Regions from separate parts of the Homo sapiens genome. Here region 1 is linked to region 2. A link is a loop called in an ENCODE intact Hi-C map of the cell type or tissue named here. Cell type or tissue: Caco-2. All regions are shown on one strand. Links, peaks and the distances in the headings refer to the core of each region. The heading gives the core; the rest is flanking DNA. Region 1 overlaps PITX1-AS1 (PITX1 antisense RNA 1). Region 2 holds the start of LOC124901072 (a long non-coding RNA gene).

The links. Hi-C counts contacts between places; a loop is a spot of excess contacts. Peaks named below come from ENCODE experiments on the same cell type or tissue, not always from the same donor. Only the 100,000 strongest peaks of a DNase experiment are listed, where the experiment ranks them.
Region 1: a loop joins it to region 2, with 5 times the contacts of the local background. A loop is called at or near these places in 10 of 110 quality-filtered maps.

Annotation. Positions count from the first base shown.
Region 1 is chr5:135,185,288-135,188,193 of GRCh38, forward strand. All of the region lies in intron 3 of PITX1-AS1 (PITX1 antisense RNA 1), which reads left to right. Among named protein-coding and RNA genes, the nearest start is that of LINC02900, 61 kb to the right of the region's middle. In Caco-2, for the core only: a CTCF peak has its summit at 1,782 (motif pointing left); a DNase peak (open chromatin) is centred at 1,764.
Region 2 is chr5:135,132,606-135,135,511 of GRCh38, forward strand. The region is part of intron 2 of PITX1-AS1 (PITX1 antisense RNA 1); the gene reads left to right. It overlaps LOC124901072 (a long non-coding RNA gene), which reads left to right and starts at 1,757. Exons shown (of 2, transcript XR_007058944.1): 1 at 1,757-2,906. RefSeq lists enhancers at 1,847-2,729, 2,730-2,906. In Caco-2, for the core only: no CTCF peak of the experiment used is centred there; a DNase peak (open chromatin) is centred at 1,606.

The DNA.
Region 1 (2,906 bases), core at 313-2,812, 53 kb after region 2:
ATATTAGTTTAAGTACCATCTAATGAGGGTGGTGGTTGTGGGGGATAAGGACCCCAAATGCCTTTCTCCTCACCAGCCTGCTGGTGTCAGTGACTCGTATCTCAAGGCTGCTGCCCGGTGAGCAGAGCCCAGCTTGGCCTTCTCTGGCCAAGTGAGGCCTAAATGCTCACTGTGACCCAAGCTGCTTCCATAACAGGAATGAAAATCTACCTTTCCTGCTTCCCCTTCCCCCATGAGTGGTCCAACAAATATTCCGTTGCTATAGAAACCCAGCGGAAGGCTGAGTGGCCTCACCTGTCTCAGCAGGGTGATCAGTCAGCATTTGGGCATGGGTGCACAGCCGCTTCTCCCAGGCAGAGCCCAGCAGCTGTGGGCTGGTGTTGCTATGCAGCCTGCCAGCTGCCTAAAGCCCCAGGCTCTTGAAAGTCCCAGAGGATGGGTAGGGGATGAGGGAGAAGCAAAGTGAGCTGAGGAAATTTAAATTTGGCTGTGAATCTTAAACCAATTCTTTAGCCTTTCTAGAAGCACCAGTTGCTATGGTGATGGAAGCGGTGCCAATTGCAAGAGTTGTTTTTGTGGTTAGAGTGCCTGTCTTAGACAAAGGCAGGGAGGCCAACCCAGCAGCTTCAGTCCTCACTCCCTTCTAAGGATTGAACGTTGTCAAGCCCTAGCTCAGGAGGAGGGGTGACAGCCTTTCAGAATGCCCATCTTGCCCTAGCAGTTATTCTAGGGGTCTAGGGTCCCAGAAGGGAGTGGTCGCCAGGCATTCCAAGAGAGAACCCACAAGTAGGCTTACCAACAGAGAAAGGGCTAGTCAGTGATGGCAGATTTTGGAGTTGAAAATTTCTTTCTCGAGGCAAACTCACAATACAGTGTTCTTTATGGAGCCTTCTGCCACCCAGAGTCTGGTCACCTGCCCTTAGGGGTCTGCTCCTTCAGGCCACATTTTGACTTAGGCCTCAAATATCAGATCCCCTGAAACATTTCCTAAGTGACGGAATGGAGGCCTTTTCTATAGCCGAGGTGCTTGTGTAGCTCGTTAACTCTCAAAGTGTTTTACAAATATTTATTCACCTTAGGTCATTTGCAAACCTAACCCCTGTCATCCCACCCCAAGGTTGTCCCCTCCAGCCTAGTTGCCCAAAATGAAGTCAGAAGCCTTGGACTAAGAATTCCACGTTGGCTGATTTTGAAAAGCTTGCCTGAACGGTTTATTTCTCTAGTCTGTTCTTCTTAGAGTTCCAGAATGTGTCAGGACTTCCCAGTCCAGGCATGCAAAGCCCTTTGCCCTCCCTGCCAGAGGTGAGAGTATTTTATTTATGAATTCATTTTAAATTACTTTCAAAATCACTTTTAATCAAATTAAGACGCTCCCTCTGGGATTCTGTCAAAGCATCAGAATAAGAGGGCATTGGCTTGGAGCAAGGTATTTTAGGACAGGTAACCAGTTCCCATTGACTTGCTTTCCTGGCTGACATGGACAGGTAGAGAAAGCCTATGTCATTTTGCTCTCTGAGATCCCTGAAGTGTATTTATTTCCTTGTAAGGAGGAAGGTCCCTGGGAATTGGAGGCCTGGATCCCTCCCAGGGGTGAACTCTGTGTGCCGAATGTTGGTGATATTTCTCCCAAGACTCACCCAGATGATTGCTGGGCTCCTGCCCCTCCCCATCTTCCCAGCAACCCACCACACTGAATTGATTGGGTTTACTGGCCTCAAAGTGGCCAAACCTGAATTTGCCTCAGCTTCTGGTCAGAACTTCTGACTAATGAAGGCTGACCCCTGGTGAATTTTCAGAAGCCATGACTTGCCTGCACTGAGCCTATTCTGCTGATAAGATAGGCTTTTGTGCAGAGCAGGCAAGAGGGTAGCAGCTTCAATAAGGTCCATATCAAGGTGATACTAATCCTTCGGCTGGCTAATGTTTGCCAAATAAATAGCCTCATTAGGAAGGGCTATAAAAGCCCGATAAGATTCTTCTAATTATCCCCCAAAGCACAGATACTTGGGGTTTCAGTTTAGCATAATAGGAGACGTGGAGAAAAGAGGGAACAATGTGTGTAAGTGAATATTTTCAACACCGGCCTCACCGCCGCTAACAGCGGCACATCTAGCATTTCATATTTTGCTTTGCCAGAGCAGCAAATTGCTGAACAGAAGGGAAAAAAAGACAATTACATATTTTAGGTTACTATTTCACCTTTGCAAATCAATATACAAGCCATTAAAAGTACATTTTTCCATGAATGATAAGTGTAATTACCTCTTCTTGCCATAAAAACTTGTCCTTATTAAATGTAAATATTTAAAAATGATTGAAATATACTTGAAGGGTGCTTTATAGCTTGATTTTATATGCTGACATCTGGGTTGCCTTTCCTAAAACACTCTATTTCTTGGAGAGTTATTAAATTAGTATTTTGAAAGGACTAACACTAGACTTGTTCCTTGTTTCCATTTTAATTTCGTACATATTTAGATTTACCAGGAATTCGGAGAGGGTTTATGTTTAGCTAATGCATCATTATGTTTGCGGGGCTTGCACACACGTAGAAGCCATGATATTGTTTGCAGAGGGAATCTTTCAAGAATTGGTAACTGCATCTCCACATTTATTTTGTACCCTTGCAAAGTATAAAAATTGAGATTCCAAGATTTCTGGCTGTAAATGTTTAATTTTCCAATTCTTCTTTTGAGCAAGGAAGATTGTTTTAAATATTTACTTAGCTTTTAATTGCACATCATTTCAGATAGCGAATGCCGATCAGTTTTATTGTAGCTCTGTCGGAGGTTATTTAACTCTTAGAAAGATGTACACTGTGATACTTTTTTCAGCTTCACTCTTTGGAAGAGATTTTTTTTTTCTTTAAACATTATTATTTTTAGTTGCTGCACTCTACCTCTATT
Region 2 (2,906 bases), core at 210-2,709:
CACCTTGTGCCTCATGAAAGAATTGAGATGGTGTGTTTGGAGGCCAATCCAGGCAAGGGGGAGAGGCTGGAGGACACGAATCTAATATGTGTAGAACTTCCAAGGTAGGGCATTCATGATTGGGTATGCATCACAGCAAAAGACCTGGTCAAAGGCCATGCTCACAGTGGGGAAGAACGGGGAGATACGCTTGGTGTGCGGCTCCACTTACACTCCCATTTCCAAACTGAGTCTTGGCTTCCATCAGAGGCATCAGCACCTGTCATGATCAGGGTGTTCTTTCAGATCATAGGCCTGCCTCCCCATTGACTCCAAGAGCCCATTCAACCAACAAATGTTCTGCCTACCAAATGTCTTGGTTTCCTCCTGGCCATGTGGTAGGATTCTCCTTCTCTGTCACCTTGATGTTAAGTGTGGCCATGTGACTGGTGTGGGCCAACACAGCATGAACAGATACGTGTCACTTCCACTCAGGTCTGAGCTCAGCATCACCTCTCAGAGAGCCTGGTCCTGACCACCCAGTATAAAGCGCTCCCACTCTCATGTCACGTGGTCGCGTTCCCATATTTTGCCTTCATAGCACTGGTGTGTGCGCTTGTTTACTGTCTGTCTCCCCTCTAGACACTCAGCTCTGTGACAGCCAGGACCCCAGTCACCAGGTTCAAAGCCGCACAGGTAGTGTGTCCAGCAGCGCTGCCCAGTGATGGGAGACCCGTAAGCACTTGATGATTACTTGGATTGGAAGGTGTGAGGATGCAGAGAGATTTTATCGCAGTGACGTAAGGGTGGAAACTTTAAAACATACTTGTTCGGTGCTGACAATGGAGTAGGAACTTAATAAATACTTGTTGAGTGAATGAGCTCTGGCAGGGAGGGGGTGATGCCAATTTAGAACGTGGGAGAAGATCACATGCTGCCCATAGGCAGGAGCTGCGGTGCCCCTGCTTTCTCTCTGCCACCAGCTAGCTCTGTAAGTGCAAGGACCAGAAAAGCTACCGTGACTAGGGTGGTGACTGGGACTATCCCCTCCACCCCATCTCAATTTAGCTGGCACGAGGGACCAGAGAGCTGACAGAGGAGGTATGACAGGCTGGACAAGCCTCCCAGGCTGTGAAGCAGGGCCCTGTGACAGTTCTGGTGGGTGAGAGAGATTGAGTGTGTGTGTGTGTGTGTGTGAGTGAATGAATGAAGGAGCAAGTGAATGAATGAATGCTGGCCACCACCACAGCTAGTAAGCTTCACCCCTGGAGGACCCCTGGCTGATCAGGAGCCTTGGAGAAGGGTTAGGGGCCCGGAGCGGTGACTCAGTGGTGCAGAGGTGTGGTGAGCAGGAGGAGGGACAGGGGATCCCAGGCCTGTCCCTGCCCAGCCCCGATCTTGGTTCTCAGAGTCCCCCCACAGCCCTGGGCCTGGCTGCATACCTGCTCTTCCCTTTGCCACGTGGTGACTTGTTCCTCTCACTCAGGTCCACCCCCAATGTGGCTGCCTCTGTGAAGCCACCTTTGACCCCTGGGAGTCGGTGGCTCCCTCCTCTGCTCCCGCAGGGGTTGGTCACTGTATGTGGGAGTGCTTATCTCGCCAACCTGTGTTACCTCCTCACTCATGTCCTCCCCGCCAGACAGTTGGGGCAGGGCCCTTATCTGTCTTCCCTCTGTCTCCTCACTCACCGCCCGACACGTGGCCCCTACCCTGTCAATGATTATGGAGCGATAAGGGACACGGCATCTTCAGGGAGCTGAAGGGCTCTCGGCTGGAAGAGGAAACTGCAGACTGTGTGGCCTCAGGGGCAGGACGCAGGCTGCCTCACGGAAGCTCTATGCAGACCGATGCCAGCTCACGGGGAGGAGGAACCTCTGCCTATCAGAGTGTCCATCCATAGGCCTGGCCACCTTGGGGCCACCTCCCATCTCTCCTCTGTCAGCTCTCTGGTCCCTCGTTCCAGCTAACACACCTCCCATCTCTGGGGGTGTGTTAGCAGGGGTGGCTTGACCCCAGCCGTTCCATTCCAGAAACAAAGGGCAGGTGTAGGTTTTTCCAGTTAGTTGTTAGAGTTTTTTTGGGACCCTGCAGACTGGCGTCTAGAGCAGCTGTGACCTGAGGTGGCTGCCAAAGGGCTCCAGGTGTTTGCCAGATGATAGGGGTGTGGTCTGAGGGTCCAGCCCTGATGGGTGCCTGTGCCCTGACACACGAGGCCTCACCTCATTGAAAATTGGGGCTAGGCAGCTTTGTCAAACTGCCCAGAGCACTGGAGATTGGAGAGGAAGGGTGCCCAACCCACACAGGGTGTGACAGTGCTTGTTCTCTGTCCTCTGCAGCAGGTTGGGCAACCTGGGCAGGGCCATGCCATGCCATGTCGTGGCCCTGCACCCTTTAGAAGATCCACTCTCCCGTGCCCTGGTGGGGTTTCCTCAGGGAAGTGGCCACCCTATTCTCCCCACTGAGCTGGGGGTCCCCCTGGCAAATGGATGACCAGCTGCAGTCCTGCCCCGGCTCTGGGTTTCTGAGTGGTCACTAGGGCAGGAGAGGAAGAGTGTCCCAACACAGCAGGCGGCTGGCACAGGATAGTATCCCTGTGGCTCAGTGCCACCACACGTCCCATGCCCCAGGCTCTGTGAAGGCTGCTGCGCTTGACTCTTGGGACTCAGTTCTGCTGTGGCTTCAGGACAGGCTTCTCCCATCTTGCTGTGCTGCTGTACTGTTGTCCCCTGCCTGATTCACTCTGGGTTAACTGTTGGGTGGCTGCATCCTGACCTGCTACACCCAGCTCAGCCCTTGTCAGCATTGTCAGGCTGGGGCCAGCATTGTTGGTGGCCCCCAAATTCCTGCAAAGCCTTTCCATCTCAACATGCCATGTGCAATGGAATGCTGCTTGCACATGGCCCTTACACGTGCCAGGGTCTACCCAC